3 separate regions of the Mus musculus genome follow, and all the other regions are linked to region 3. A link is a loop called in an ENCODE intact Hi-C map of the cell type or tissue named here. Cell type or tissue: gastrocnemius. All regions are shown on one strand. Each heading gives the region's core, and the rest is flanking DNA. Links, peaks and the distances in the headings are about the cores only. Region 1 holds the start of Slc9a3r2 (solute carrier family 9 (sodium/hydrogen exchanger), member 3 regulator 2). Region 2 holds the start of Tsc2 (TSC complex subunit 2). Region 3 holds the start of Traf7 (TNF receptor-associated factor 7).

What was found. Hi-C counts contacts between places; a loop is a spot of excess contacts. Peaks named below come from ENCODE experiments on the same cell type or tissue, not always from the same donor. Only the 100,000 strongest peaks of a DNase experiment are listed, where the experiment ranks them.
Region 1: a loop joins it to region 3, with 4 times the contacts of the local background. A loop is called at or near these places in 17 of 42 quality-filtered maps.
Region 2: it touches region 3 in a loop (1.8-fold over the local background); 5 of 42 quality-filtered maps call a loop at or near these places.

The regions. Positions count from the first base shown.
Region 1 is chr17:24,649,603-24,660,148 of GRCm38, reverse strand. Slc9a3r2 (solute carrier family 9 (sodium/hydrogen exchanger), member 3 regulator 2) reads left to right here and starts at 9,844. Exons shown (of 7, transcript NM_023055.2): 1 at 9,844-10,211. The coding sequence starts at 9,999. It overlaps Npw (neuropeptide W), which reads left to right and starts at 1,597. Exons shown (of 2, transcript NM_001099664.2): 1 at 1,597-2,154; 2 at 2,645-2,820. The coding sequence starts at 1,724. The coding sequence ends at 2,744. In gastrocnemius, for the core only: a CTCF peak has its summit at 5,932 (motif pointing right); a DNase peak (open chromatin) is centred at 5,959; H3K4me3 peaks cover 361 bases; H3K27ac peaks cover 1,024 bases.
Region 2 is chr17:24,629,695-24,639,644 of GRCm38, reverse strand. It overlaps Tsc2 (TSC complex subunit 2), which reads left to right and starts at 7,018. Exons shown (of 42, transcript NM_001286713.1): 1 at 7,018-7,107; 2 at 7,534-7,700; 3 at 8,646-8,732; 4 at 9,666-9,776. The coding sequence starts at 7,563. It overlaps Nthl1 (nth (endonuclease III)-like 1 (E.coli)), which reads right to left and starts at 6,963. Exons shown (of 6, transcript NM_008743.2): 1 at 6,791-6,963; 2 at 5,480-5,718; 3 at 4,750-4,920; 4 at 3,898-4,057; 5 at 1,116-1,221; 6 at 807-1,037. The coding sequence starts at 6,893. The coding sequence ends at 914. Slc9a3r2 (solute carrier family 9 (sodium/hydrogen exchanger), member 3 regulator 2) reads left to right here. Exons shown (of 7, transcript NM_023055.2): 7 at 1-363. In gastrocnemius, for the core only: a CTCF peak has its summit at 6,922; DNase peaks (open chromatin) are centred at 6,437 and 7,007; H3K4me3 peaks cover 2,003 bases; H3K27ac peaks cover 2,876 bases.
Region 3 is chr17:24,524,723-24,535,268 of GRCm38, reverse strand. Traf7 (TNF receptor-associated factor 7) reads left to right here and starts at 7,331. Exons shown (of 21, transcript NM_001172113.1): 1 at 7,331-7,503. It overlaps Rab26 (RAB26, member RAS oncogene family), which reads left to right and starts at 1,522. Exons shown (of 9, transcript NM_177375.1): 1 at 1,522-1,892; 2 at 2,947-3,057; 3 at 4,442-4,483; 4 at 4,560-4,626; 5 at 4,826-4,878; 6 at 5,149-5,214; 7 at 5,299-5,355; 8 at 5,452-5,528; 9 at 5,626-6,215. The coding sequence starts at 1,686. The coding sequence ends at 5,728. Rab26os (RAB26, member RAS oncogene family, opposite strand) reads right to left here and starts at 7,018. Exons shown (of 2, transcript NR_045289.1): 1 at 6,833-7,018; 2 at 6,525-6,633. LOC115488833 (a small nucleolar RNA gene) reads right to left here and starts at 6,793; the gene lies at 6,716-6,793. It also overlaps Gm33508. In gastrocnemius, for the core only: a CTCF peak has its summit at 5,938 (motif pointing left); DNase peaks (open chromatin) are centred at 5,930, 7,176 and 7,342; H3K4me3 peaks cover 2,468 bases; H3K27ac peaks cover 2,549 bases.

The sequences.
Region 1 (10,546 bases), core at 3,072-8,071, 120 kb before region 3:
TATATGTGTATGTGTTTTACCTGCATGTATGTTTCTGGACTACATCCATGCCTGGTGCCTGAAAAGGCCAAAGAGGAACTAGAGGTACAGACATATGAACCACATATAGGTGCTGAGAATCAAGATTATGTCCTCTGGAAGAGCAGCCACTTCTCCTAACTGCTGGCCCATCTCCCCACTGATTTGGAGTGCGCAGCAGCTCCTGGGGACCTAAGTGGCCAGGCAGTGGGCGATGTCATGCTGAGCCTCCTGCCCACTCCTCTCTCCAGGCTGCTCTCTCCAAGACTAGGGCTCCCATAGGAACAGGCGGTTCCTTTGGTTTGAAGATCAAAATAAGGTGTTTCAAATTGGAAATGGTGGCCTGTATCTATAAACCTAGCCCTGGAGGTAGAAACAGGAGGGTCAGAAGTTCAAAGTTATTCTTAGCTGCATAGCATGCTCAAGGCCAGTCCGGGCTGTATGAGAACTTCTCAACTAGAGGCTTGAGGGATGTCTTAGTGGGTAAGTGCTAGAGGAGTGAGGTGACTAAAGCCATTTTAGTGGAGTCTTGAAGTTTATAGAAATTTGCTAGGAAAAGAGATAAGGGAGGAATATTCTTTTTTTGTTTGTTTGTTTGGTTGGTTTTTCGAGACAGGGTTTCTCTGTATAGCCCTGGCTGTCCTGGAACTCACTTTTTAGACCAGGCTGGCCTCGAACTCAGAAATCCACCTGCCTCTGCCTCCCAAGTGCTGGGATTAAAGTGCGCCACCATGCCCAACTGGAATATTCTTATATACAGGTGAACAAGTCACCTGCTGTGGGGCTAAGCCCTTCCCCTGATTGACTTTGGCTGGGGAGGAGGTCTTGTGCCAAGATATTGTTACAGAGGAGGCTCTGGAGTTTGGTAGGGCCCAGTCAAGCCTCCTGGGGCTGAGGGTTCCAGGAGGAACCTCTTAACATTCTAGCTCTCCAGAAACCACAGGGATGGCTTCATGTGGCCAAACTGTCCTGCCTGCTTGCTTTCCTGCCTTCCTAGCTCCCCGCACCCCCATCTCTTTGATTTCCTTCTTCTTCCTAGAGCTAGGGTCACATAATCAGGCTGTTTTGAACTCAAGATCCATGCTGGGATGATAGGAACGTGTTCCCATGCCTCAGCCCCAAGCTCAAGGTCTCCAAGTATTAAGCTACCTGTAGTGCAGACTGGGTTTGGGTGGGATCTCAGGAGCTGTACTAGGTAAGAAGAGGTACAGCCCTCAGGGAAGAGTGGCCCCACGCGCAAAACTGCCCTATGCTAGCCCACCAGAACTCTGCTGTCTCCTCTCCTTAAGTGCTCCAGTTGAAGCAACTCCTACCAAGGGGGCATCCTTTTGCCCCTGGCAGCCCATTCTTGTATTCTGAGACCGTGGTACCGGAACTCCCTCCTTGACAGTTCCCTTTCTGGGGGCGAGGAAAGAGTAAGCAAGGAGATCCCCCACTAGAGCTTCAAACACAGTCCAGCTTGCGAACTACTCATTGAGAGGCTTCTAGCTGCCTGGGTTCCCTCTTCACCTCCCTCTCCATCCTCCTCTCCCTTGGGTGAGTGCGACATGTGCGGCGGGGGCGATCCGGGGCGGGGCCACTGAAAGGCTGTAGTCGCACCAACTGACTGGTCTTCTCCATCCTCTGGAGCTCCGACGTTCTCGTTCTCGGAGACATAAACCCAGTTCTTGTCCTAACCCTCCAAGGGGCAATTGACGTGAGCGCGCTGGCGTCTAACAGAGAAGTGCGGGGCCCTGGGCCCGGGACTCCCAGGAACCGGCCCCTGCTGCCCCTGCTGCTGCTTCTGCTCTTGCTACCGCTGCCCGCCAGCGCCTGGTATAAGCACGTGGCGAGTCCCCGCTATCACACAGTGGGTCGTGCCTCCGGGCTGCTCATGGGGCTGCGCCGCTCGCCCTACCAGTGGCGCCGTGCCCTGGGCGGGGCTGCTGGACCCCTCTCCCGGCTCCCAGGACCGGTCGCCCGCGGCGCTCTCCTGCTTCCTTCCTCAGGGCAGGAGCTGTGGGAGGTACGAAGCAGGAGCTCACCTGCAGGGCTTCCCGTCCATGCACCCTGGAGTCCGCGGGACCTGGAGGGAGTCCGCCAACCGGAGCAGTCGCTAAGCCTTCACTCCTGGATCTCAGAGGAGCCCGCTGCTAGGTAAGTAGGAAAGAGAGGAGGTGGGCGTGGCATCTGGCAAGGGAATTTCCAGGGGTCTTAGACCACACAAGACCGCGAGCCTATGGGTACTGGTGGGTTTTTGTTGTTGTTGTTTTTGTTTTTTCCCTTTTTCTTGTAGCTCAGGCTGAACTCCTCCTGATCCTTCTCCCACATACCAAGTGATAGGATTACAAGTGTGCACCACCACACTCGGTTTACGTGGTACTAGAAATGGAACCCAGGACGTCACATATGCTAAGCAAGCACTCTGCCTACTGAGTTATACCCTGTTTTCCAGCCCCCCCCTTTTGATATTATGCTTCCCTATCTTCCTGGTTGCTGATTTTACATGTGTGGGCCACTACGCCCCCCCTACCCATTCTGTTTCCCATCACGTTAGGAGAATTTCCCAGAGTTCCTTCCATATCAACCTGAGGACAGAATGGAGAGCCTTGCCCCTGTCTCTAGAGTCCTGCTTTGTTCTTTCTAGAGCCTTCGGAGAGACGCTTCGTGCCCAGCCATGGTTCCTGCAGCAAGTCATCTTTGCCGATCCTGTCAGGCCCAAGAACCGATGGCGCCCCCATGCTTGACCTAGGCAGGAGCACAGCTTGAAGCTCCAGTCAGGCCTCGTGGTCTGGTCAATAAAACCAACCTGATTCCTGCGCCCCCGCGTGTGACCCTTTTTCTCATTGTGTACTTAGCATCTAGCTTCAGAGCGCACATAGCTGCGCGCCTACGCCCTGGCAAATGTCAGGAAGCCCTCCCTGACCAGACCAGCTCATCCGTTTGTCCTTAGGGACAGACACAGTGCGGAGAGCAAAGCTGAGATGCTTCCGGGGCCTTGGCTTGCTTCCTCCGTATGTTCCCTTCCCTGTTCATGTGTGTTCAGGGTCCCGAATATGATGACCCACCCACCAAACTTCTACCGGGATCAGAGCAAGACACCCCTGGGTCTGGCCAGACCATCGAAGCATCCAGGAGGGAGAAACTAGGGAGTGGAGTGTTCAGGTGGCCCTCACTCTGTCCTCTGTCCTGATTGCTGAGACTTTTCTGCAGTGTGAGCTTTGCCTCTGGCCCAGGCAGCACACCAGGATTTCGCCCACTTTCTGGTATTAGTTTTAAGCCTGAATTTCCTTGAATCCTTTCCCTCCCGTCAGCATCTGGAGAGCAAGCAGAAGGCGCCGGCTTCCTTTATAGCCAGGCTTCCACTCTGAAGGAACCCCCCCCCCCCGCAGCCCCCACTCCCGGACTCTCATTCTCCTCTGCATTTCCAGTCTTTTGCTCTGGTCCCATGTGATCAAGCTGTGTATCGAAGCACAGATCTATAATTCTTGTACTTGAGAGGCTGAGACAGGGTGGTTGCTGTGAATTTGAGACCAGCATAATTAACATAGTAATTTCCAGACTAGCTTGGGACAGAACACACACACACACACACACACACACACACACACACACACACACACACACACACACACAGAGAGACCACACTCACACCCATGCATGCACATCTTTGGGCTTCATCCAGCTTCACACAACTAGACCCCTCACCCTCTGCTGCATCTCCAAACTTCTAGCATCTGTCTTTTCTCAGACCTAAGTGCTGGGACTCCTCAAATCTCCCTCCCCATCTGCTGTTGGAATTCCCCTGTAAACATGTGGTGAGCTCCCCTCTAGATCCACTTCCCAAAGGCAAAGAACAGGTGGACCCCGACTGCTGCCCCACTCAGGCCACTCCTGACCCACTATGTCCTCCTACCAACTGAGAGCCCTCCTCCCTATAGGTCAGCGCTCCACGCCTTTAAAAGATTTAAAAAATTATATGTGTTGCCTGCACGTATTCAAGCGTAACATGTGCAGGCAGTGTCTTGGGTGCTAGAAGAGGTCATTGGATCTCCTGGGACTTGAGCAACAGGTGGTTGTGATGTGGGTGCTGGGATTGAACTCGGGTCCTTTGAGAGAGTAGCAAGCACATATAACTCCTGAGCTTTGTCTTTGCCTCCTGCATTTTATAATTACATTTTGTTTATTTATTTTTGTTCTCTTTGTTTCTTTCTTTTTTTTAAAGATTTATTTATTATATGTAAGTACACTGTAGCTGACTTCATACACTCCAGAAAAGGGAGTCACATCTCGTTATGGGTGGTTGTGAGCCACCATGTGGTTGCTGGGATTTGAACTCATGACCTTCGGAAGAGCAGTCAGTGCTCTTATCCACTGAGCCATCTCACCAGCCCTGTTTCTTTCTTTTTGTCTTTTTTCTTTTCTTCTCTTCTCTTTCTTCCTTCCTTCCTTTCTTTCTTTCTTTCTTTCTTTCTTTTTGTCTTTTTTCTTTTCTTCTCTTCTCTTCTCTTTCTTTCTTTCTTTCTTTCCTTCCTTCTTTCTTTCTTTCTTACTTTCGTACTTTCGTTCTTTCTTTCTTTTAGACAGGGTTTCTCTGTGTAGCTGTCCTGGAACTCACTCTGTAGACCAGGCTAGCCTCAAACTCAGAAATCCGCCTGCCTCTGCCTCCCGAGTGCTGAGGTCTTTGTTTCTTTCTTGTGAGTGTGTACACACTTCCGGAGGTCAGAAGACAACATGCTAGAATTGGTCCTATCCTTCTACCATGTGGGTCCCAGGGGACAAATTTGCAGCCATTACCCACTGAGCTATATCAGCGGCTCTACACTTTTTGTTTATCTTTGTTTTTAATCTATTCATTTATTTGGGGTGTGGGTACACGTCTTCCAAGGCACCTGTGTAGCTGCCAGAGGTCATCTTGCAGGAGTTGGCTCTTTTTCCACTCTGTGGGTCCCAGGGATCAAACTCAGGTTATATGACTGCCTTATCTCTCAAGCGATCTTGTGGGCCCAAAAATGCTGCCTTTCTCCCAGTTCTTTTTGTTCAGTTGGTTTGGTTTGGGTTTTTTTTGTTTTGTTTTTGTTTGTTTGTTTGTTTGTTTGTTTTTTTAGAGACAATGTTTCTCTGTGTGTAGCCCGGGCTGTCCTGGAACTCACTCTGTAGACCAGGCTGGCCTCTGTAGATCTGCCTGCCTCTACCTCCTGCCCCCTAGGACTAAAGGTATTATTTATTCATATATTCAGCTCTCTCTCTATTTTGGCTGTGATTTGCAACAAATTTAACCTTTCAAAACATCAGTGTCCTGACCTTGTCATTCCCAGGTGTACAATATCCCACTGGCTCCCCACTGCCCCTGGGGTGAGCATAATGCTCTCACGCTCTCTGCTCGGCTACATTTGTTCTCTGTCCTTCCTACCTCCTGCTAGATGTATCCTGAGCATCCTAGAGAGTACATTACAAAAGACTCTTCAGGCTTCTTTAAATGATCCTTTAGGGGCTTCTCCAGCTCTGGACCTCTCTTGCTCAGGCCAAGGTACACAAACCTCTGTTTCCTTGGGTCTGAGCAATGTTTACCCAGTGCTTGCCAGTGCCGGTGTGGAACGCCAAGTAGCTGGCAAATGTTTGGTCACAAGGGCTGGGGACTTGGTTTGGTTGCCTAGACCAATCTCATTCTAGAGAAGTGGGTGCCAGGGCCCAGGGTGAAGGGCAGAGCTAGCTGAGTCCTATTAGAGGTCTTCTCTTTCTATTATTCCCCAAGGCTTGCATTCCTCTGCTTGAGTGGTGTAACCAGCAAACAAACAAACCCACAGAAGTGGAACTGGTCTAAACTAAGGAAGTGAAGTATGAGGTGGATCTATCTATCTGCCTGCGATGTGTCCCACGCACCCCTAACCTTCCAGCCCCTGTCCTGCCCCGCGATGGAGCAATCACATTTCCTTCCGCCAGGTGGCGCTACGCAGCTATCGTCGGCCGTCCACTGCCAAGGAAGGGAAGGGGGCGGGGTGAGGTTTCCAAATTCTTGAAGGTGGTCAGTTTCCTGTTCCTTCTTTCCACCCTTTCTCTCCCTGCCCTGTCCCTTTTCTTCCGGATTTCTGTACTTTCTCCTTTCGTAACGCTGATCACGCCTGCTCCAATTTGGGGATCCAAAGAGAGGCGTGATGTAGTTGGAGGGAGGCCTTAAGCGAGACCTGATAGATGTAGGCAGGGCCATTACTACCCATTAAGGTAGCTGCGCTTTTCCAGGACGATCCTAGCCTTTACCAGGTGTCAGAATACGGGCTCCTCCCCTGAAACAGGGTTTCCCAGGTCCCACACACACACAGCCTTGGCGCTTTCAAGAAAGATGCACATACATTTTTTAAAATTTATTTTTTATTTTTTATTTATTTATTTTTTATTTTTATTTTTTTGTGGTGTTTCGAGACAGGGTTTCTCTGTATAGCCCTGGCTGTCCTGGAACTCACTTTGTAGACCAGGCTGGCCTCGAACTCAGAAATCCGCCTGCCTCTGCCTCCTATTTTTTTTTTTTTATATATATACTGTTTAGTGAAAAACCCTCTGTCTCACTAGGGGTGCAACAGGGCACCTCTGTTGCCTTGGATAATCCAGAGGAGGGAAGGACTGCTATATCAGTTCTTTGTCACACAGGTGAGCCATTTGTATAGCAGGTTGTAGGGTGGGTGAAGCCTGGTGGGGAACATACCCCTAAGCATCCCATGCTGTCTCAACCTTCTTGGATGTTGCCGGCCTGGGGGCTAGGTTTCCCCACCTTTTAAAGAGGAAGAAAGATAAAGCCCTCTGGACTCTTAAGGCCTCACTAGCCACCTGCCTTCCTATCCCATTCTCTGAGGTGCTAACCTCATGGGAGGGTATACCTTCAAGTCTCGTTCTGTCTCAACTTGCACTGTACCTGCCTCTCAGGTCCACGGGGGTTTTCTGTCTGCCTAAAGCCTTGGAGGAAATTAGGGAAGAAGGTCCAGGAGGTGTGGTCTTTGAGAGACCCCCACCCCTGCTGCACCAGGCTTTTTCCTCTACCCCTGTGCCTGTCACCAACTCCCTCTTGAAAAAATGGTCACCCTTGGTCTGCCCTGGCTGTTTTCCTTTCTTTCATTTTTGATACAGGATCTCATTGTGTAGTCCTGACTGGCCTGGAACTCACAGAAATCCAACTGCCTCTGCTTCCCTAGTGTTGGAACTAGCCACTAGACCGAGCTCTGTTTTATTGTTTAAATGGGCTCTTTCTTGTCCAGTTTGGTTTGTGAGGTGTGTGTATTTTAATCCTGTGTCTGTGTAGGGGTATGCATACATGAGTGAAGTTGCCCACGAAGACCAGAAGAGGGTGTTGAATCCCCCTAAAGCTGGAATTACAGAGAGTTGTGGGGTATCATGTAGGTGCTGGGAACCAAACAGAGGGTCTCTGCAGGAAGAGTAAATACTCTTAACCACTTAGCCATCTCTTTAATCAGTTTTGCTTGTTTGTTTGTTTGTTTGTTTTCTTGAGACCGAGTCTCATGTAGCCCAGGCTGGCCTTAAAGTCACTATGCAGTTGAAGATGATCTTGATTTTTTTTTTTTTCCTCCCAAGTGTTCAGATTAGAAGCATGCCCAGCGGGTTTGTGGAATGGTCGAGATACAACTTAGGGCTCTTTGCATGCTGAGCAAGCACTCTAACAGCTCAGCTACATTCTCATCCCTGAGTTTGTTTGTGTTTGTTTGTGAGACAGTCTTCCTGTAGCTTAGGCTGGACCCCTTGGATTATGAATGGTTGTGAGAGAGGCGTTGGATTCCATTATGGATGGTTGGAAGCTGCCTGAAGGCTGCTGGGAATCAAACCCTGGTCCTCTCAACAGAGGCACCATCTCTCTGGCCCCATTGTTTGCTCTTGTTTTTGAAATATTCTATCCAGGCTGGCTACAAAGACCACAGAGGTGCTGACTTCTGGTGGCGGCCTGGCTTCCCTTCCTTGCTGTTTCACACTGCTGGTCCAGGCTTCCTTTGTGGCTCAAGCCCACTGATGGGCTAAGACTTCCTTTCTGTCACCTTCCTTGGCACTTTCCAGCCCTTTCGCTTTAGGAACTCCTTTGCTATTACTCTGTGACTGCAGAGCTGTATCATCCTTGGCTCCTGGCCCCTCTGAGACTACATGTTCCTGCCCTTATTCCTCCCTCCCCCAAGCCCCCATCCTATTTTTAGTCATGGGCTGAGTCTTTGGTGACAGAGAGCCAGTGAAGGGCCCGAGGTTGGGGTGGGAAAAGGTCCCCTACCTTCCTCAATTCCTGGCTTAGAGATCTCCCATCTTGCCAACCTCTTTAGTGTGACCACAAAGATGCTGTTAGCAGGTCTGGCAGGTTCCTGGTTATTCTGGGGATAACTTCCAAGTTTCACACGGATGGGATATACATAGTTTATACACATTAACCATCTCCATGGGCAACCAGCATTACGCCAGGCTCAGTGAAACCAATCCTAAGCTAGAAAGACAAACTCTTTGGATAAGCAGGCAGACAGATAGATGGAAGTGGTCAGTCAGGCCTGTGGCAGCATCAGCTAGAATCTGAAGAGAGGGCTGGAGGCAGGGAGCAACAAAGTATCCTCAGCCTAAGTGCCTTTTAGGAGCAGCAGCTAGGGTGTGGGTACCCAAGGGGCTGCTGCTGAGAGGTGGGTCCTAGTGCTTGGGTGGGGGTTGAAAGCCTCAGCTAAGGGTTCTGGAGAGAGGGGAGGGAGAGGAGAACACTGAGCTAGGACTGCTTCTCCTATCCACATGGGGAACTGTCTGAGCTGGCTGTACCTGACGCCGGGGGACCAGGTAAGTGAGGAGCTGTGGGCTGGGGAGAAGCAGGCTGTGGGTAAGCCTGGATCTCAGCTGTCTTATGTGTTGGGAGGATGCTTCAAGGTGAAAGTGCAGTCTCACAGTACTGGACTCTAGCAGAGGGTTTTCTCTAGGCCTCAGTTTCCTGATCTGTAAAATGGTCAGTTTTCTCTAGGGCTGTTTTTTGGAAAACCATATAGGAATGCATAAGGGGTTTTCAGTGGGACTATTTTCCTGTAAGAGTAGATGAGAATTTCATCAATTGTAAATCTAAGTGCATTGGGACTATAGACTTAGGAACCGGCGTTGGGAGCCCTGTGGGGCTTAATTTGGGACAGCTGATCACCACCTAGAGCTCAGGGACCAAAGTCCTCAGTACGGTTCATACTAGGTCAAGAGGAAGACAGCACACACCTCCCATTTCTGCCAGATAAACTCATGTTCCCAAAAAGCAGGGAATACAGGAGACAGGATGTTTAATGGACAAACACTTCCTGGGAAGAACAAGGGGACACCTATTTGCTGTCCTTGGTTGCCTAAAGACAAAGACCTTGGTTGCCGTGGTGTCTCTTTAAATTCTTATTCTTGCCTGTTGCTCTTTGGGTCGGGACAAGACAACTTCGGGGATCTAGAGGGAGCAGGCAGAACACTCCTGGTAGGTAGAGGGTGGGGTGCATCCCGAGGAAAGGGCGCAGTGGCCCTTGCACTTCCCCTCTGGCCTCTGTGTAGAGTGTCTCTGACAAGAGGCTTCCCATTTCTGGAACCTCTCTCACTGTACCATATGCAGGTGTCCAAAAAAGTGGTTCCTGGACAGAAGTCAAAGGTGCTGGCGCTACGGAGGGTGGCCAAAATGGGTTAAGATAGGACTCCCAGGGACTCGAGGGTTGCCTGACCAAGCAATCCCACTCCTTGGTCCTAGGGTTTCTGGGCGCCCAGGCAGGGGCCTAGCTAGCGGGGCTTGGGTTAGGGCGGGGGCAGCCAGGAGGGCGGGGAAGGGGCGGGCGCGGGGGCGGCGCTGCAGCAGGAGCAGGGGCCAGGGCCAGAGCCGAAGCCGGAGCCCGAGGCGACGCGAGCTGAGCAGGAGCCACCGAGGCCGCTGCCTGCTCTCCCGCCCGCGCCTCCGCCGCCTCCGCACTCCAGCCTGCGGGTGGTGTGAGCCGTGGCCAGTCGCGGCCGGCCAGGGGGCAGCGGGTGCCATGGCCGCGCTGGAATCGCTGCGGCCCCGCTTGTGTCGCCTGGTGCGCGGAGAGCAAGGGTACGGCTTTCACCTGCATGGCGAGAAAGGCCGCCGTGGCCAGTTCATCCGGCGCGTGGAGCCAGGCTCCCCAGCCGAGGCGGCCGCGCTGCGCGCCGGGGACCGCCTGGTTGAGGTCAACGGCGTCAACGTAGAGGGCGAGACGCATCACCAGGTGGGTCCCTGCGCTGCGCCCCGCCCCCCGGTTCCCTCCTAGGGGCGCGTCCCTACAGCGCTGGCCAAGATGCCTACGACCACCCTTCTGCGTGCCGTATGGTGGGACCCTGCAGGGGTCCCATGGGGGCCTGCTGTTTGGGTGTCGAGGTGTGGGACGTGGCCCGCCAGCTGGCCTCCTGGTGAGGAAGCTCAGTCCTGCACAAGCGGGGGAGGGAGGACATCCTGGTAGGGAGGGGCCGCACTGCGGCTACTCTGGCCAGGGCCCTGGCTGCTTCTGCTAGTTTTGGCCTCCGTGTGCCATGGAGGGGGAGGAGGTGGCTAAGGCACCTTGTG
Region 2 (9,950 bases), core at 4,951-9,950, 100 kb before region 3:
GTCCCTAGGCCAGGCCTCTCTTCTCTGCCTAGCTACCCCTGTGCTACCTCCCACATGCTGGGTTCTGGAATGCAGAGCCTAGGCTCTCTGAGGGGCCAGAGGATGGGTGTTCCATGACTCAAGAGGGCAGCCTCCGGACAAGCCCCTTATCCTGTTCTGCAGCTCCAGGGCCTGGAATCGTGGGTCTGTGTGAGCCATTCTCAGGTATGATCCTGGGCTCCTGGGCCTGTCCCCTGCCTTATGCCTACCTGGCTCCTACCCTCCACCCTTGACTCCCCAAACTCACTCACTGGCACTGCAGTCTGCCTCATAAGCCATAGCGCACGCGCGCCCTCAAATTAAACAGGCCTTGCCTTGAACTCTGGCGCCTGTGTGTTTTCTGAATCTTCAGTTGAGGGGTAGTGGGGAGGAGTAAGGCCCATTCCAGACGACCTTTAGGTGAGTGAGGAACAACGTCATCCTCTCCTCCCACTGTGTCAAGTCCTGAGTCTAGAGTTCCTCTGTTAACATGGGGTGGGTTCCAGGCACAGGCCAAGTGTGAGTTTGGAAGCTAGGTCCAGAGGAGTGCTGGGCCGCAGGACAGTGTGTGAGAGTTCACAGGGATGCTTCCCCCATAGGCTTCCCAGCAGCTGGCTGCAGCTGGCTCTGTTTCCTCCCTCCTCGGTTTATGCTCCCCTCCCATCCCTCCCTCCCTCACTGTCCCCACGCAGTCTCTCAGACGATCCTGCCCCCACATGGGATTGGAGCGGACACACTGCATCACACACATGCTTTTTCGCCTCATCTGAAGCCAACGGGCCAAGAAATCAACTGTGAAAAACTTCCCAGGTTTATTGCAAACACCCCCCAAAGTTTACCACCCCGCCCCACAAAGGCACCTCACAGACACTAGCCAGAGGAAGCCCTATGGCCCTTAGAGATCCTGGGCAGCAGGGCACAGGGCCTTGTTGAGGCAAGCCTGACATCGAGGATGGACAGGAAGACAGATCTGTTGGCCGAAGCCTACCAGTAGTCCGTTGACCTCACTCCACAGCACCCTGTGAGGGTAAGAGAAAGGTCAGTGTGGATGACAGCAGGACACCTCCCTCCCCCAAGCTCACCAAGCTACACTGTACCTGGGTAGCCACTCTTCCAAGTTCTTACGTGTCTCTTCTGGGGTCTTGGTCATCTTCTTGGTCCACCTCAGTCGGTTGGCTATTCTGTGCACATGTGTGTCCACTGCTGCTTGGAGACAAGGCAGGCTGACCAAGGGCACTCTGCCAGCTGGGCTGTGTCCCTATCCCAGTCCCCGGTCCTAAGCAAGTGTGGCTAGGTGACAGCCCAGGGTCCCTCCCATGAGAGAAGGTACAGTAAGTATCTGCAGTGGCTGTCTGAGTGAGCCCTCAATCTGGCGTGTAAGCAGCCTGGTTTTTGTTTGTTTTTGAGACAGGGTCTTTCTTCAAGGCCTTGACTATCCTCCTAGAATTTACTATGTAGACCAGCCTAGCTTCAAACTCAAGAAATCCACCTGCCTCTGCCTCCCAAGTGATGAGATTAAAGGCTTGCAGGTGGATCTCTGAGTTTAAAGCCAGCCTGGTCTGTGAAGTGAGTTCCAGGACAGCCAGGGCTACAGAGAAACCCAGTTTCAAAACAAGACAAAACGAAACAACCGAAGGGTAAGGCAGGCATGGCGGTTCCTTCCCAGCACTTAAAAGGTTTAAGTAGCAGTGCTCTGAATTCAAGGCAAGCTTGGGCTACAGAGTAAGGCTGTCTCAAACAAACAAACAAACAAACAAACAAACAAACAACAAAAACAAAACACCTCTATCCTGGGAAAAACAAAACAAGCCTCAAACCCCAAAGTGTGAACTTAGTCTAAATCCAAGAATGAGGCCTGGATTAGAAAAGGGCCTCCCTCTGCTTCCTCTGCTCCATCTTCCTGGGTCCTACGGCCCCTTCCAAGCTATCCACTGGCTTTGAGCACTGGACTGGGTGGCAGAAGCTTGGCCCTGTGGGTCACTGTTGCAGAGGTAGCTGGTACCTGCTACGAAATTACTGGGGACAGAATGGGGAGCAGGATCAGGGTGGCTCCAGCTGTGTTCCAATCCCTGCTCCCATCCGCTGGCCACTGTAGGGTTTCGGCCTCATGCCTTCACTGGGGGCTCCTGCCAAGCCACCTGCTCAACTGCAATGCCTGCCTTTCTGTTTCAAAGGTTTGTCAAACAGCTTGCTAGTCCCCATGCCAGCTCCCTGATGGTGCTAACTGTCTGGGGAAAAGGCTGGAGGTGCAGGCTGAGGGGCCATATCATGGAAGCCTTTTCCTTCTCCGTGTCACAGAGGCGAGCATACTCATTAGAACCCCAGAGGCCCAACGCAGGACCACATGTATAAACCTCCTATGTTGGCCAGAAGGGCTTCCTATGCATTTGTGGTGTTTCGGAGGGCAGTCACTTCACTGGAGGTGAACTCAAGCTCAGAGAGGCCCTATGTTTGACCTAAGGTCACCCAGCTGCAAAGGTCAGAACTCCAGAGTTCCAGCTTTTTCATTTGAGAGAACACATTTTCTCCTCAAGAGGCAACCCTAGGGCTCTCACAGCAGGTAGACTACAGAGAAGTGGGTGGACTCAGCCCTTGTCCTGACCACTGCATGCATAATTCCCTGCAGGGCCCTTCCCCCACAGAGCTACCCAACAAAGACACTTCCTACTCCTGGGACACAGGCAGCTGAGGACACCAGCTAGATAAGCTCAAGTGTCAACTAAGAGGCTGCTGGTGGCTTTGGGAGGGGAGGAGTGGAGACTGAGGCGGGAGGCCTCACCCACTTCCTACCTGGCCTGGCTCTTCCAATGCTCACTGTTCTTCAGTGCCAACAAGCAGTCACCAGCTTCCAGTCAAAGCCCTGGGCCCCTAGCTGCCCTCTACCCACTGAGCAGTGCTAAAAGGCCCTACCAGCTTAGAAACCTCTGACGGAATCCCTCCATTGGGCACATGCAGGAGCCAAGGGTTGGGAGCCCAAAGAGAGTTCAGGACTAAATCTTGTTTTTTTTAATGTGACCACAGGAGCCCCGACAACTCTAGGCAAATCTCTGAGAAGGCAGCACCTCTGTCACTGCCCCAGGGAGTATGTCTTCAACCTAGCTACACCAAGGTGCTTCAAATGCTACCAGATGATACTCAGAAAAAGGATGCCAGACATCACTGCCCATTCTCATCCCACAAGACCACCTTCCTCTTCCTCCACCACGACATCAATTTGCCTCACCCATTCTAGAGCTTTCTGTGTCGTTACTCAGCTTTATGGTTGCTCTTCCTTCTGTCTGGGACACACTTCCACCTCTTGGTCCCACTAACTCACAAGAAACTCTAAACTGAAACATGACCTCAGAAAGATTTCCTGGGGTTAGGCACAGTCAAGCATGATTATAAGCCCGGGATTTATGGAGCTGAGGCAGATTCGATGGGTGGTGGTGGCGCACACCTTGAAATCCTGGTACTTGGGAGGCAGAGGCGGGCAGATCTCGGTGAGTTCGAGGCCAGCCTGGTCTACAGAGTGTGTTCCAGGACAGCCAGGGCTACACAGAGAAACCCTGTCTCAAAAATAAAACAAAACAACCCAACAAACAAACAAATACCACCCCCCAAAAACCAAAACCGAAAGGTTTTCCAGAGCCCTAAGTCAGGCTCCACAGTGTGTGCACATCAGCTGGCTTCAAGTCCCTCATAGAGATCAGCATGCAGATGGAACCCGGCCAACGTTGAGTTCTTGTCTTCAGCACCCAGCAGTCAGTCTGCTCAACACTGACCATACCCTTTTGCTACTCTGGTTTGAGTCACAAAAACTTTGGGGAACCCCAATAGAACCCAAGAAGAATCAAGCTCAGAGCTGACTTCTCCCTCCTTGTGGCGCAAACGACTCACCTATGCCTGATATGGTCCCCCAGGCCACAGCCATAGCCAAGTGTGCCATCTTGGGCCCAACACCTGGCAAGGCTACCAGCTCAGCCACGGAAGCAGGGATGTCCCCTTCGTAGCGCTGCTGCAGGATGGCGGTTGTCTGCTTGATGTATTTTACCTTGTTCTGAAAGATGGTGTGGGTCAGCCTTGGGGCAAGGCATAGCCTAATCGGGAGGACCCATAGGTGCCCAGCGTCACAGATCACCTGCCTATGTCCCACCTCTCCAGGAGGTGAAGAAGGCAGCAAAGAGGCCTGAAGGAACTCCTGGCAGGTCTCCAGCGCATAACTAGACACCCCCCCCCTAGTGTGTGGGAACCAGTTGGGGTCCTCTGCCTCAGTATTCCCTCCAGAGGCTAAGCAGTACCTAGACTCAATAGCACCTGGGCCTTCAGGAAGGAAGGCTGGAGCCTGGGACTCCCCCAGGCAACCGACAGAACAGCTGGGTGGTTCCCATCCTGTGCCTGAGTGGAGAGGGCTATTTAAAACCAATCTGATAGACGGTGGCCCACGCAGTGCCAAGGGGAAGCGCCCTCCCCACAGTTCCACCCACCTCCCAGGGTTCTGTGGAGTGACACAGTCTGGGGAGCCTAGGAGGGGAAGGGAAGGAAAGGAAGTGGAGGCAGCTGGGTAGGAGGGTAGAGAAATGAAGGGATGTGTAGAGGTGCATCCCAGGAACTTCAGGGGCAGGGTACTAGCCCCATGGGATAGACCTGTGGCAAGTCAGAAGCATGAAGAGTCTCTGTCGTCAGAGATGCCCGCCTCACATCCTCAGAACAGTGCCCCCTCTTGGCTCTGTTGCCAAAGGTAATGCTTACCCTCCAGAAGCCCACAGGGTAGATGAGTCTGCCTAGCGTGTCATCATCGGTCTGCAGGATGCTCTCCACAGTCAAGCCCCGGGCCCGGAGCCGTTGCATAGCACCTGCTGTGACCTGGTCTTTGGTCTGGCTGGAGAGCATCAGCGACAGGAGTACCTGGTACCTCCTCACCTGCTTGTGCAAGGACGGGTCCCAGTCAAGTCCCTTACCCATCTGTCTTGTCACATACTTCTATAGAGTAGCCGAAGCTTGGATGAATTGCTTGGAATCATACCTTGTATGGGATGGATATTAGACCATAGCTAGCTGCTACTGTTACAGTGTAACACTACTCATTTTATAGACAAGAAGGGCCAGAGTTAGAGATACTCAGGATACCAGGATCCGAAGGTAGTTAGCCCTATGGTTAGTCTAAGGAACCAACACAATGTAAGGGAGTCTGCTTCTCCTGCATTATTGGATGTTCCCAAATGCACCACCACTGTGCATGAGGCTTCAAGTCTCAGACACTCTGCCATGCACGGTGGCCACAATGATTGACAGGTGATGTACGTTGTACATGTTCTAAGGTTATGGGAGGAGCGCATCTTCCTGGGTATGTATGTATGTATGTATGTATGTATGTATCCTCCTGTATGGCAGCAGGGAGAGCTGGCAGGTCTTGCTCTTTTTCTGGTAGAGACCTAAAAGGAAGTAAGCACCTTGCTGGATAGGCGGAGGTGTTGCATACCTTCGGGGAGGCACTTGCATCATAGCAGTGCTCGGCGCCTAGCTGGTCCACAGGTGCATCCTTCTTGCTTCTCATGATGCGGATGTTGGCCAGTTGCTGCTGCCAGTTCTGGGGCTCCCAAACGGGCACTTTGAGGGGCTCAGCATCTTCGCCTTCCTCACCATTAGCCGCTTCATAGGCCACATGCGTTTTCTGTGTTCTCCGTGGATGTCTCACGGGCCTGTGGCTTTTTCTTCCTTCTGCAAAAAAGTGCCATTCAGTCTTTGGAGTGGGTTTTATATGAGGGTGGGGGAAGGGTGCTGCTTACCTGCCAATCCACATCCCCACACTTGTTTGTGCAACTAACTGTCCATTATCTACCACGATGTGTACAGAAGTGCTGTGCTCTGCCCTTGTCACAACAGTACATGACAGTCTGACAAAGTGCCTGTTAGCACACCGACACTAGTAACAGCCTCTAGGATAATATAACCTCTCTCCTTTGTCCCAAGTCCTTTGAGTTACATTCAAGAGAACCTCTCTCTTCACACCCAAACTGGACAGTGCAACTCCCCTTTCAGAAATCGTTGCATTTAGGATGAGCTCCAAACTCTACTACTATAAAACATTTGCTGCCTTAACAGTATCAACACTTTCTGTGGCCCTTGGCCCTTGCCAAGCCTCAGCCTGGATCCCAGCGGATCTCTACTACTGAACCGATTCTGGGAGACCATTGCTGCCTACGCACACTCCTGCTCTAGCCACTTATGTCTAAGTCCCAGGCGGGGACGGGCTGATAATTACTCCCTGAGTACCACTAGTTGGCACATAGTAGGCCCTTAATGGCTACAGGACAAACACAATGAGTGCCATGCCCTTTCCTGTTTTCTCTCTGGGCCTGTTTTCTTTCAGAACCACCGTCCAGCTGGGAGAGAAGACTTCTAGCTGGGTGTGTTCTTGGCACACAGCCTGGCCCTACAAGAGAGGGAGGCAGCTCTGAGAACAGAGCTGTGTCCCACGGACAGCCTGGAGCAAGTGAATGTCCTAAGCTAGGCTGGTTGGACTAAAACTTTTCACTGGCGATAAGGGTGGATGAATACATCCAGAACCCAGTCTTACGGACCCTGCAGACCCTGCGGGTCCCAGACCCTTGGAAGAAGCTAGAAGTGGGGCCACGTGAGATTTAAGCGTAGCTTCAATTCAAGATTCAAGGCAGCTGCCTACTCCGCGGCGCCTAGAGTTTAGGTCAGATGCTGCGGCCCGGGACGCAAGCCTGGAGCCAAAGTTCCACGTTCCTCCTTTCCTCCAAAACGCCTGCAGGCGCAGAGCTACCTGCAGCAGCCTCTCGCGGGGCGAGCTCCTCCCTACACCCTTCCGACGCGATCCTAGTCGCGCGGCTCCGACTGCGAGTCACCATCCGCACCCCTGAGTTCATGCCTGGGCTGTAAACTACTCCTCCGAGCAGCCCCGCGATCCCACCACTTGCTCAACGCGCACGCGAAACTACAATTCCCAGAGAGCTCAACGCAAATAGTCAGCAAAGCCTCGCCCCCGGAAGTACGGGTTGCGCTTCCGGCAGCTGCCCTGGGCCGGGGGTGTGCGCCCTTCCCTGGGTGCAGGAGGACCTGCGCGCGAAAGGCGCGCGCGGGGTGAGTAGCCCTGGAGGCTCTGACTGCTGGGGCGGGTTGCGATGGTTTGTGTGGTCGCGTCGCGATGGGGTGAGGGGAATTGGTCGTTCTGATTCCAATCCTCCGCCGCTCCCACCGCTGACAAGTCCTAGCGCTTCAAGCCCTCCATTGCGAATGTGAGCGGGCCTCTGCATCTATTCACGCGACAGCTCCTCCTTAACCTAGGGAGAACTAATGGCAATCAACAGGCGGGTCGCTAGAGTAAGCCTATACCTCCGGAGTTGATTTGTGGCTGAGTTCCTCCTGCATGGAGTTGAGTTGCCCCAGAGGCTGTAGGAAGGACAGGTTATTGCCTACCCTTGACCTAGGATTCTGGAGGTTCGCCTCGAGGGCAGAAGGGAGAACCTTTCCTGGGGTGTATCAAATAATATGTTTATTTCTACACAGAGCAGTTCTCTAGTACTGCCCTGCCCACCATGGCCAAACCAACAAGCAAAGATTCCGGCTTGAAGGAGAAGTTCAAGATACTGTTGGGATTGGGAACATCGAGGCCAAATCCCAGGTGTGCAGAAGGCAAACAGACTGAGTTTATCATCACATCGGAAATCTTGAGAGTGAGTGAGTGGCCAATGTCTTGGCTAGCCCAGCACAAAGGCTAGGAAGGCTGGGTTTGTCTGTCATTGGGTTCTGTGGGAGATGGGTTGCTGGTAACCATCTGCATAGGGCTGCTGTCCCCAGTACTGTGGAGACAGATATATGCCTGTCCTCAGGATCTTGGTGTCCTGCTTTAGCACACTTGCCTTAGAAGTTAGGTGTTGTATGAAAACTTATTTTGTTTAGTGTTATGGTAGATAGATGCCCTGTACTCTCTCAGCACGTGAGAGGCAGAGGAGATAGGATTATGAAGTTGGAGGCAACATAATTGTAACCCACCTGAGCTACAGTAGTGAGACTGGGTCCTCCTCTCCTCAAAGATGTTCGTTTCCTTTTTTAAATTGGAGATCCACCCTTTCTTTTTAGGAACTTTTAAAAAAAGATTTATTTATTTAACATACACACACACACACACACACACACACACACACACACACACACACACACACACTGTAGATGACACACCAGAAGAGGGCATCAGATCCCATCACAGATGGTTGTGAGCCACCATGTGGTTACTGGGAATTGAACTCAGGACCTCTGGAAGAGCAGTCAGTGCTCTTAACCACTGAGCTATCTCACCAGCCTCGAGATCCAGCCTTAAAAAACCAAACCAAACACAACAAAACAAAATGCTGGGTGATGGTGGTGGTTGGTGTATGCTGCTAATCCTGCCCAGCACTGGGGAAGTTCAGTACAGCCAGAGATACACAGAGAAACGCTGGAGAGACAGAGGAAGGGATGGAGCGAGGGAGGGAGAGAGAGAGAGAAAAAAAAACAGAGAGAGGAAAGAAACCCCATTGGTTTACAGGGGAAATGCAGAACAACGTTAGGTGGTTTATGGCCAGTGGGTAAGAAGACCTCTTTTTAAAAGCTCAGCCCTTTTCCTCTTTTCTCTTCTCTAGGAACTGAGTGGTGAATGCGGCCTCAACAATCGCATCCGAATGATAGGGCAGATCTGTGATGTGGCAAAAACTAAGAAGCTTGAGGAGGTGGGTTTGCCTCAGCTGCACTGCTGGAGTAGTGCATGCCCACTGCAGGCTGTAGAGAGTCATGCCCACTGCAGGCTCTAGAGAATCTCCAGTCTGCGGCTGCTGCCTTGAGCTGTCTTTTCTTGTTTTTGAGATGTGCTGTGTAGCCCTGACTGGCCTGGTATTGACTGTGTGGTTCAGGCTGATACGCTGTGAACTTGATGTGGTCTTCCTTCCTCAGCCTCTTCAGTGTAGATCAGGACTATAGGCATAGCCCAGAAAGCTAGCTTTGTGATGAGGCAGTTTTTACCATTTTAGAGAAATTTAGCTTTCATCTTAATGATGTGGAAGCTTCTAGAAATGCCCTAAGTGCAACCTGAGAGACTTACCTTGGTGGTAGCAAAAGAAATGAGCTTTCCCTGAATTCCTGGAAAAGCTTATGGCTATGTACGTCTGCTTATCCTCTTTGTCGTGGTGGTGGTTGAGACAGGGACTTACCATGTAGACCAGGCTGGCCTTAGATTCAGAATCCCGTGCCTGTGTTTCCAGTGCTGGGATTAGAGGCGTGCGCTGTCGCTGCCACCTGGCTTCCGAGCGAGCAGATCTGGAACATTTAGTCGGGGCTCACTCACACAGGAACACCTTGGAGTGGGTGTCTGGGGCAGATGCCTGTTTAGGGTTCCATCTGTGCTGCTTGTTCTAAGCACCATGGTGCCTCTGAGTGCAGCGAGAGCTACCAGGGACTCCCTGGCAGGCGGCTTCCCTGTCCTCCCTGGTCTTTTCCACGCCGAGATCCAGGGCCCATTAAACAGACTTGGCTGGGTGTCAGATGTGGCGGCAAAAATGTCACGGTTTTAAGTCAGAAGGCCCTATTCCGTGCTCTGTGTTGTCCTTTGCGGGGCTAAGGTCCCTGGAGGCTACACCCTTCTCACTGTCCCCTTTTTGTCATGGCAGCATGCAGTGGAGGCACTTTGGAAGGCTGTCTCAGACTTGCTACAGCCAGAGCGGCCACCAGAGGCCCGGCATGCAGTTCTCACCTTATTGAAGGCCATTGTACAGGGACAGGTAAGGGGTGGAGCTGTGTGAGCCTGTGGGATGAAGGCAGACCGTCACCGTTTGAGCTCCTGCCTTTGCTGGTGTGCCAGGGCAGGGTCCAGCGATTAACAGGCCTGACTGAGTGTGAGAACATTCTGGTGTCACGTGTCTGGTGATCGACCGTGCCCAGTCACTGTAGCTCCT
Region 3 (10,546 bases), core at 3,182-8,181:
CGGATTCTAGGCAGTAGCTGGAAGGAGGTTACATGGTCTACTTCCTAGGGCGATAGGCACAGGCTGTTGAGGTTCTCAGCTGAGATCCTGGGCCAATCATGCTGAGGTTGGCCTTGTGAGGACGGGATACTGAAGTCCTCAGGGAATGCAAAAGTGAGAGCCCAGTACCCCCACTCTGGGTCAGGATGTATACAGATCTGGAAATTGGCCTGAAAGAGATAGGAGGAGGCTTTGAGCCACAGAGGTAGGGAGTTCTTCATGCTCTGCTCTCTGCCAACTGAGAAAGTTTAGAAGGCCGTCAAGAAACGCAGAGTTTTGGTGACAATGATCACATCTTGGAGAACAGCTAGGCCATTCCAGAGGAACACCAAGAAATACTGGGTCTCAAAGGCACCACCCTCCAGCATCCACTGTCCTTAACTCTGACTTTCTTTCTCCTGACTGGAGTGTCTTAGGTGAGGGGCTTTGGACAGAAATCCTCCAGTCAGCATAGGTAAAGCAGCAGGGTCAGAATCAGGAGAAGGGTATACCAGGTCCTGAACCAGTTTGGGGTTTAGAAAATCAACACAGACCTCTCTTGGATGAGAACCTAGGATGGAAAGACCATGGGCCAGTCAATTCTAGGAAGGGACCTCCAATCTTCTAGGCTGTCAGGGCAGACCTCTAACCCTAATCCTAACCCTAACCTATGCCTTGGTTATCTCTGAAGGCCTGATGCTGGCTGGCTGTGATAACTACTTCTTTCTCACTTTAGATATCCGTACTTCAACCCAGGTGGCAAAATATGTGAGGAAGATGGGGCTGGAGAGATGGCTCAGTGGTTAAGAGCACCGACTGCTCTTATGAAGGTCCTGAGTTCAAATCCCAGCAACCACATGGTAGCTCACAACCATCCCTAACAAAATCTGACGATCTCTTCTGGAGTATCTGAAGACAGCTGCAGTGTACGTACACATAACAAATAAATAAATCTTAAAAAAAAAAAATACGTGAGGAAGAACAGCGTGCCCGTTATGCCTCTGATCAGCTGAGCCCAGAGTGCTCGGTGCAGCAGGGATTGTTTGTGAAGCATGAGTGTTGGAGCTTCTTAAATTTGCCTATCCTGGAGGGAATAGCATTGAGGACAAGTAGTCAGATGGCTGGTATCTCTGATAGAAAAACAAAAACAAAAACCCTGAATCTCAGGCTGCCTATTCATGCAAGCCATCTGCCCCAGCATCCTCATCTCAGAACACATCGTAGTCCCAGGTCCATGGACTAGTCTATTGAGCTAGGTTACTGACCTGGGACATTGAAGACTGGGGCAAAGAGAGGACACAGGATCCTGGTGCTTCCTTCACTGGACAACTGGAGCCCTTTGAGCACAGTGCACTTGGAGCATGCTCCTGGGATGCACACCTAAGGCCTTCTTGGGACCTCTTGACCCCGCCCCTGGAGCGACAGACTTATTTGCATGGCTCCGCCTCAGAGCGACCATTGGCAGTGGTGGCGGGAGGCTGGGCCTGAATGGCTGCGCCGCCTGTGGGGACGCGGGGGCGGGGCAGGCACTGAGTGCTGGAGATGCTGCTGCTACTGCCGCCGCCGCTGCCGCTGCGGGACGGGTTCGGGTCCGAGTCGGTCTTGGCGGGCACGGGGCGTGGGACAACCCGGGACACAGCGGTAGCAGCAGGAGCACACTGAGAACCATGTCCAGGAAGAAGACCCCCAAGAGCAAGGGGGGGAGTGAGCCGGCTACCTCTACGCTGCCCGCCGCCGCCGCCGCCACCAATGGGCCACGTCTGGCACATCCGAGGACTGTGCGCCCTGGCCCAGAGGCACCGCCCAATGGGCCCCCGCAGTCCATCCGGCCCTCACTTGGTAGCACTGGAGACTTCTACGATGTTGCTTTCAAGGTGAGCCAGGCACCTCCCCGCCATGGGAATGCAGCAGGTGGCGTTGGATCCTAGACTGCCGCTGGGGAAGAGTGCAGGGCCTTGCAGACCCTCGGCGCTGAATTGGCACAGCACCTTGCAGATGGCACGGCAGTACCTTACATTGTCACGCGACCCTACGTGCGTGCACGAGCGCGCGCGTACACTCTCTCACACACACAAACACAACTATTAGACTAGGGTCTGGGGTATTCAACAGCTGGCAGGGCCCTACCCCCACTCCATCTACTGCAAGGCCAAGCAAGATCAGAGTTTTGAAGCTGTCCCTCTGGGATCTATGGCCCCTACCGGTGCTCCTGTCTCATCATTTCCCATCCATATGCTGCCTTCCCTCACCCCCCCAAGGGGCTGTAAGTGTCCTTTTTCTGGGAGAGAAGAGAACAAGGCCACCCTAGACCAGAACAAAATTGAAGCCTAGGTGAATTGACCTCCGAAGGCAGGGCCATCACTGGGTCCTGAAACATTGGCCTGAGGGATCATGTGGGTGGGAAAGACTTCACTGGTCTGGCCCTCAGGCCCACAGATATCCCTACCCCCTCTTCACTTCAAAAGCTGTCACACCTCTTCCGAACCTTGCTGCTGAGATTTGTGTCTTTGCTGGAATTCGAAGAGGCCCCCAATACTGAGTCCCCAAAGGTCTCTTAGGAGCTTCCAGCTGCACTCCCATGGCTCTGCTCCCCATAGGCCCCAAATGCTGCCCTCCCAGATCAAGCATGTTGTCCATGGAGGAGGGGTAGGTAAGGTCCTGGATGGGGACAGCTGTCCTCACTCTCTGTGACTGAGGCAGCATTGTTGGAGGGAGAGGTGATAGGGGGTGAACGGGGGTGAGGGTGGGGAGGGGGAGAGAGAAGCTGGGCATCCATGCTATTGGGGTCCACACTGCTGAACCTACAGGCCTGGGATACTCATTTCCTCTCCTGCCTCCCCCACAGCTCAAGGCAGATCAGAAGCATCTCTAGGTGGGCAAGGCCCTCGGCTCCAAGCCTGAATCCTCTGATCCTCCTGCCTGTTCTAGGTCATGCTGGTGGGGGATTCCGGTGTGGGGAAGACCTGCCTGCTTGTGCGCTTCAAGGATGGGGCTTTCCTGGCTGGTACCTTCATCTCCACTGTGGGCATCGACTTCCGGGTGAGAGTAGAGGCCGGTGTCCCGAGCTCTGACTGGGTCCCACTGTGCTATGGTTCCTATACATAGTCCTCCTAGTACCCTTGGCTGTGGATTCTCAATCTCCTGACATGTCCATAGGCCCAGGGGGTGGAGCTTAGCTACCAAAGCATCTGCCACCCACCCCTGAGAGTCCGGGGGTCCTGGGAAGCCTCCTAATACCCAGGGTAGTGCCTGCATTCAGCGGAAGCCGTTTTCTCATCCCAGGGGTTGATGCTGTGCTCCAGGATAGTGACAGCGAGAGAAAACCTAAGGCCTGTTCACTCAGGAGATCCCTGCATTTGCATATGGAGACCTCCTTAGGATCCCAGGCAGGGTCTCGAGTGCTAGTGTTAAAGCCCATCCCCACCCCCACCCAGTCTGAATCTCATGTGCTGAGGTGTTGGTGTGTTCTTGGCAAATCCTGAATTTGCATTTTTTCTCACCCTTTAATTTGACCCAGTTAGCAGGGGGTTGGGAGGAAGGCCCATTTCTGGAGACAGGAAAAGGGGCTCCCTCCAGTGGGACCTGTTCTTTATCCTATACAGGCCTGGAAGACTGTAGGTCTCCTTAAGCCCTCTAGGTTATAAGAGTCTAGGGTGAAGTAAAGGCTGAAGTACCAGAGGGAGGAGGAGAGGCATGAAAACGGGTCTCCTTGCCTGTCATGGCCTCCCCCTCCTCCTCTTGGTTTGTAGGGCTGCTTGGTTTGCACCCCTGTTCAGGGTGCAGGAAAGGCGAAGCACCCTCCTGTGCCAGGCAGATGCCAGGCTGAGCCTGGGTCCCTCAAGATCTGGAAGCTCTGGAGAAAGGGAGAGCCAGGCTTGGCCTCCTGTAGCTCCACCCTCTAGTCAGCCCTTCTTTGGGATGACAGGTGGATGGCACTTTAGTCTAGTGTCTCATCTTGAAAGGGACCGATCTGGAAAACTTGCAGACAGCAAATTCACGAATATCCCCTATATATCAACCATAGATCTGGGCTCTGTGGGCACAGTAGAGAGTCAGACAAGCATAAGACCATCTCCTGGGAAATGGGTGTCCCAGTGACTGAGGGGGGAGGGGATAAAATCAGCTTCTCCAGGCAGGGTGAAGGAGCTCAAGTTGAAGGTGCTCCTAAGCTAGTATCTGTCTTTATGCCGGAAGTGTACTAACAGTTCCACACTTTTGACAAGTAGGAGCTGGTATGACCTGGGGTGTACGTGCTTGTTAACAGAGGCCCAGGGTTGGCACTGGAGGCACTGTAGGAATGGGATAGGAGGGCCTCCAACTTCCACTCAGTGGGAAGTCCATCCATTGCTTCTATTACTGCCTTTCCTACTTCCACCAGAGGATGGCAGGCATCCTTACTGCTTGCTGGCTGCTTCTGTTTCAGAATAAAGTTCTGGATGTGGATGGCATGAAGGTGAAGCTGCAGGTGAGGTGACAGGAGTGTGGGGCTGGAGACACAAGGGAGAGAGGTTGGGCAGTATGACCAGTGCCTGTTGCCACAGATCTGGGACACAGCTGGTCAGGAGCGGTTCCGAAGTGTCACCCATGCCTACTACCGAGATGCTCACGGTAAGCCCATTGACATGGGGTCTGGCTATCCTCCACATAGTGTGGGTTGCCTACTGGCATGGGGGCAGGAGGCAAGTAGGCACACTTATGGGACAGCAGGTGAGGGTGATGCAGTCACTTGGGAGTATCTAAAAGGGTGCAGGTAGTTAGGAGCCACCAGGCCCCCCCCAGGGACGTCTTCATTGCTTTCTATATCCAGCACTGTTGCTGCTCTACGACATCACCAACAAAGATTCCTTCGACAACATTCAGGTCAGTGGCCTTGGTGGGGGAATGAATCAAGACTGTCTAAATGGCATCAGGAGCCCGAGTCCTGTTACTTAACAGGAAGGATAGACATGATGAACCCCTCAGCTCATGGTTGCCAGGCTATTGGCTAACTCAACGGGCCTGGGTGACACCTGGCTCCATTAGCAGGACCACCTGGATAAATAAGGGCTTCTAGCAAAGCCACTCAATCAGGTGTGGCACAAGAGGCCACAAGGACCAGCCCTGAGACTGGCCTCAGCTTTCCCTATACAGGCCTGGTTGACAGAGATCCAGGAATATGCCCAGCAGGATGTGGTGCTCATGCTGCTAGGGAACAAGGTAGGACTCTGGGCCTGTCCTCTCCAGCCTGGCCCACAGGGTGCACCGGGGACAGGCACTAATGAAATCCCTGTGCCTGGCCAGGTTGACTCTACTCAAGACCGTGTGGTAAAGAGGGAAGATGGGGAGAAATTAGCCAAGGTGAGTCGACAGGGAGGACGATGAGGGTGTTCTTGAGATTGGGACACTGAGCTGCCCCCAGGTGCCCAGCACCTAGCTGGCAGTAACTATTTGCAGGAGTATGGGCTACCTTTCATGGAGACCAGCGCAAGGACTGGCCTCAACGTGGACTTGGCTTTTACAGCCATAGCAAAGTAAGTCCTGGTAATGAACAAACACTACCTCACATTCTAGGATAAGTGGGCTACCTTGTTCTATGTTATCTACATCCCCTCCCCTGTTGCTCTTCAGGGAGCTGAAACAGAGATCAGCCAAGGCTCCCAGCGAGCCGCGCTTCAGGCTGCATGACTATGTTAAGAGGGAGGGCCGAGGGGTCTCCTGCTGTCGACTCTGAACCTTGCTGAAACTCAGTTCCACGCTGGAGGAAGCAGTTCTGCCTTTGAGAATTGCCCGAGTCTATAGACTTGTCCTCAAAGGATGGATGCCCTAGTGTCTTCTCAAAGACACCAGAGGCTAATGCTTACCCTTTGCCCCAGTGGCCACCAGAAATGGTCTTGAAGCATAAAAACCAGGCCACAGCACATTGCTGCCCTCTTCTGGGCACTCCCAGAAGTGAGGAGGGGGACCACACGCAGCACACTGCTCAGACAGGACCCCACTCAAGGCTATGTCAGTCACTGTCCATTTGTTGGACTGCTTCCGACTCACTAGGAGGCTGATATAGGGACGCACAGCAAGGTCAGAATGATAGAACCCAGTCACAACTTAGCAGGCTGGCCCAGTCCGTTCCACTTTGTACTAAAGTCACCAAGCCACAAATGTTGAGTGAAAACCTGTCCTCTAAGTCCCTATTAATAAAGGTGTTTCTGGAGTTTGTGTCATCTGTGGAAAACCACCTCCTGGGGCAAAAATGGCTTAGTGGGGGGGTAAAGGTACTTCACCTGGGGAAACACTTAATTTACACATGCGCTGATACCGTCACCAAAATTCCCACAGGAATAGTTTACTATCAAGATTAGGGTGCCCCACAGCCTATTCCTTAAGTAGTGCTGGCTTATAAGGTCACCCTAGATTAGAATGATTCAAACAGAATATCTTAGTCAACCCCTTTGCGGACTGTGTGACGCCAAACCAGGGCCTCTACGGCACTGTGCTATCAGCACATGAAATCACAACGTCTGAAACCACAGTAAGATTGCATTTCACTTTATTGCTAAGAAACTCAGATACACGGATGCCCAGCTTACCAGCCAACACTCCTACTCGTTGGATCTCTAGATGCAGCCGACTCAACATGCCCTGAAAAAAAAAAAATCAAACATAAATCTTTACTTTGGTTAACTTTTCACTCAAAACCCATCCAATTAGTGACGTCGCGCCCAAGCCTCAGTCTTATAATGTAATCAGACTACGCATGCAGTTTTCATACGAGGTGTCAGAAATTAATTCATCACGGGCTTGGGGCTGAAAAGGGAAGCCAGGCCCGACCAGTTCATACCTGCAAAAATGGAGTCAGAAGAAAAATGGGGAAGGGTTAAACCCTTAGGACTAAAGCACTTCAGCTCGGGAGGAAGGCAGATCTGTAGCAGAGGTCCTTTGAGTTCCATTCGGCGAGCACTACTCCCAAAACGTTCCTTACAAAACCTAGATGAAAGGGACCACGAACACACTCACTCCCAAAAAGAGCGACTGCTCGCGAGGCTCAAGAGTTTATAGAACTGCCCCTTATGTGATTGGGCCACCTCTGAGGAAGTGCCCACCTTCCTCCACTGCTGATATGCTCCTCGAGCTGTCCTGCAATTTCCACCAATCGTACAGCGACTTTTGTTTTGGAGGCGGTATTTTGAGTAGCTCGAATATCCTCCCGGTTGTAGAGCCATTGAGTCCATGAGTGACGAGTTCAGTTAGCCAATCAAATTCCAATGTGCAACATAGAGTGATTCTGAAGCTACCAATCCGGTCCTTCAGTACAGAGGTCGCCGGAAGTCGTAGTTTAGGAAGCTCAAAGCGTGAAGCAGCACCTAGAGTTCCTGAAGTCCGTGAACTACAAGTTCCGACCTGCCCCGGGACTTCCGGCTCCTGTATCCTGAAACCTTTCCCGGCCGCGGGCCGAGAGGGGCAAGATGATGCCGGTGGGTGAAGTCGCTGCTCCTAGGCAGCCGCGGGCGGGTGAGTGAGTGCGCGGAGCACAAGACCTGGGGCTCCTTCTTCCGGGGAGTGCGGTGGAGCGCGGGCTGGTTGTGGGAGCGTCGCGAGCGGTCGTGGGCCTAGCCTGGGGGGCGGGACTGAGACGGCTGGGGTCTCAGCCTCTATAAGTCCTCCTGACTCCAAGTAAATCCGTCTGTCACTCCTTCCCTTCACTCTCTCTTTCGTTGTCTTTGCACTCCTATGTTTTTTTGAGCGCTGCCTGTGTGCCAAGCAGTATCCTAGGCTCTGGAAAGTCGGCGGAGAACCGGATTCCAAACTGATAAGCTCATCTGGTACGCGGTTTTGAGACAGACCATTCTGCCTCTAGGGTCCTGTGCATTGTACGCAGTCCAGCAGCAATTCTGAGTTTGTTCACTGAATGGTAGTAGTAACACCCACAGCCCTGTTTTGTTATGACAAAAATGTCTCAAGACTTTGGTAACTGTCTCCTTGTGGCAACTCACCTGCAGTACTGTTATTCTAGTTAAAATAAAAAGTTAAAAATCATGAGGAACTGTGATAAGTTTTACGGGGGGGGGGGAACTGAACACAGATAAAGTATTGAGTATTGGGCGTTCTTAAATCTTTGGTAGGGAGACCTACAGTTAGCTGAAGATCTGATGGAGAAGCAGTCAGTCTTGAGACATTTCAGGAAGAGCCTTACAGGCAGGGGGAGTCAGAGGAGCAAGCCAGCAAGTATAGGTAAGTGATAGGTAAGGTTAAGAGGCAGAGCAGGGTAAAGTCTGAGAGCCTCTGGTATGTGTGATGATTTATGAGTCAAGTAAAATAGTGAGGAAGCTAGACCAGCGTCTTCTAACCCTCACTAGAGGCCAGTTGTCCCAGCCTAGATTCTTTTGAGGCAGGCCAACATGATCAGATGAGGCTGAGGTCTAGAGATATCTGTCTCATCTCCCCTCCTGCCCCGCTCCCTGCACGCACAGGCTCATTCCTTTGCAGCCTTGTTCTTCAGGGGCCTCTCCATGTCCCAGATCTCTTTCCTGAGGATCTTTGTGGCAGGCGCTGCTGCAGTCATAAAGACAATCCTGAAGATCCTCTATACATTCATGTTTCTCTGCAGAAACTCAAGTCCCTGTACCCTGAGGTCCTAAATCTATTTGCAGCTGTCTCTTCAGGAAATGAGAATGGCTGTGTACAGCCTGACTAAGGTGACTAGGAAGGAGTGGCCAAAAGTATTGCCCAAATCCAAGAAGTTCCTTGATATAACTTCTTGTAGCTGTACATCAGAGTCTTTCAGGAAATGAACAGGAAAGATCGGGGTGTTTAGTAATGAGCTGAGGCTGACACACTAGAAACAAATGGAGCTCCATACCCTTTCTTTCTGGCTGGCTTCTAGTTCCTTGGGGGTCAGACTAAACAGTCTTTGGGGGTATCCCTATTCTAAGCCCCAGAGGGTATACATCTCAGATGAAGCAATGCCTGGTGCAGAAAATAGGAAGAAGGTCGAGCTGAAGCTACCTCTGATAGCTCCTTTCCGACTTGGATCCATTAAAATGTTTTATAGTGAGAAATACAGTCTCCTTCAAGGTCACGCAACTTACCCAGTTATTCCTCTCTTGCATGGTCAAAGTAGAATTTGAACCCAGGTCTGTCTGAGTCTAGAGCCCATGGTCATTATTACTCTACCATAAGCGCCATATGTGTGAAGTGCCAGCCTATGGCTGCTTTTAAGAACTGTCAGCTGGTTGTATCGTACTGTAGACAAGGATTCCCATAAATCTGTAGGCACCCAGCAGTTTATCAGATCTCTGACTGGCTTGTGCATGAGAAACCCCCATCCTTCAACAGATACTCTTAGTATCCCAGAATGCCAGTCCTAGGGAAGAGTAAATGGCTTAAAGAAAATAGACTTCTAAGACTGAGCTGCTAGTGTCGGACTTGATGATTCTTGAAAGTCCCAAGCAGAGGAGGTCACAGTATAGAAGCATAGAAGCCAAGAAATAAACGCGTCCAGTTCCAAGAGAGCCAGAGGAGGATGCCAGAGGGGGTCGCGTTTGCAGGGGAAACGGCCTTGATGAGTGGAGCTGCTGTGGGTGCCGGAAGCAGGTGTGGGTGGGGCTGGAGAGGTCTCTGCTCTTCATCCTGCTGGCCTGGGACTTTAGTGATTTACCCAAGCTTTTGTGGGGTGGGATGAAGCATACACAAGGGGGTCAAAGCCACTTAAGCAGATCCCTGGACCTGCTGCCACAAGTTTGATACCAGTTGGATTTGTTTGAGACAGCAAGGCACTGGGATGGGATGACATATATCTCAGAGTGTTCTTTCTGTGTGCTCGGATCTGGCTACTCTCCTCCCCTGGGAAGTCCTCTGCACTTCTAGACAAAGAAAGCCTGATTCCTATACCATAGACAAGGCAAATAAATGTGAGTGAAGTGAGGCTAGGGCCCCTGGCAGCAGGGGAATTGAAGTTCACTGAGCTCTGAAGGGGTTCAGCCTGGGCAGGCCAGGTACAGAGGCTGGATATGGGGTGTAAGAAGGAAGCAGAACACTGGGCAGGAGAAGCAAGTTAAGGGACCCCCGCCCACTGAGTTGGGATTGTGGGTATAGACAGTAGGAAAACTGAGGATGGAGGCCTAGCTGGGAAGCTGGGAGGGAAAGAGGCAAAAGGTTTTTTGTGTCCAGGGTTTTTAGAGATTCTGGGAGATCTTCAAGTCTGAGGTAAGCAAAGGCACTCTGGGGACCTTGGCTGTAATACCCTGCCTGCTTGGGATGGAAAAGATGTGCTTAAGGGGACATTCAAGGGAACAGCCAGAGGAAGTGCACATAGCTTTGTTATGGCAACCAAGTCTGTTTCTATAGGATTTGGCAGCCAGATCTGGTTTTGAGCCCGGGGGAGCTGAGGTAGGGGCTGGACATTCTTCAGGCCCCCGCACTGGCTTCCTCATACCAGGAGATGTGCTTCAAACTCTGGCAAATATGAGCAGAAGGTGCTCTGGCTGAAGGCTAGCCTGTTGACCACCCACAGCTCTGGCAAGACTGAAGCCTTGAGCTGCTTGTCTGCTGGTGA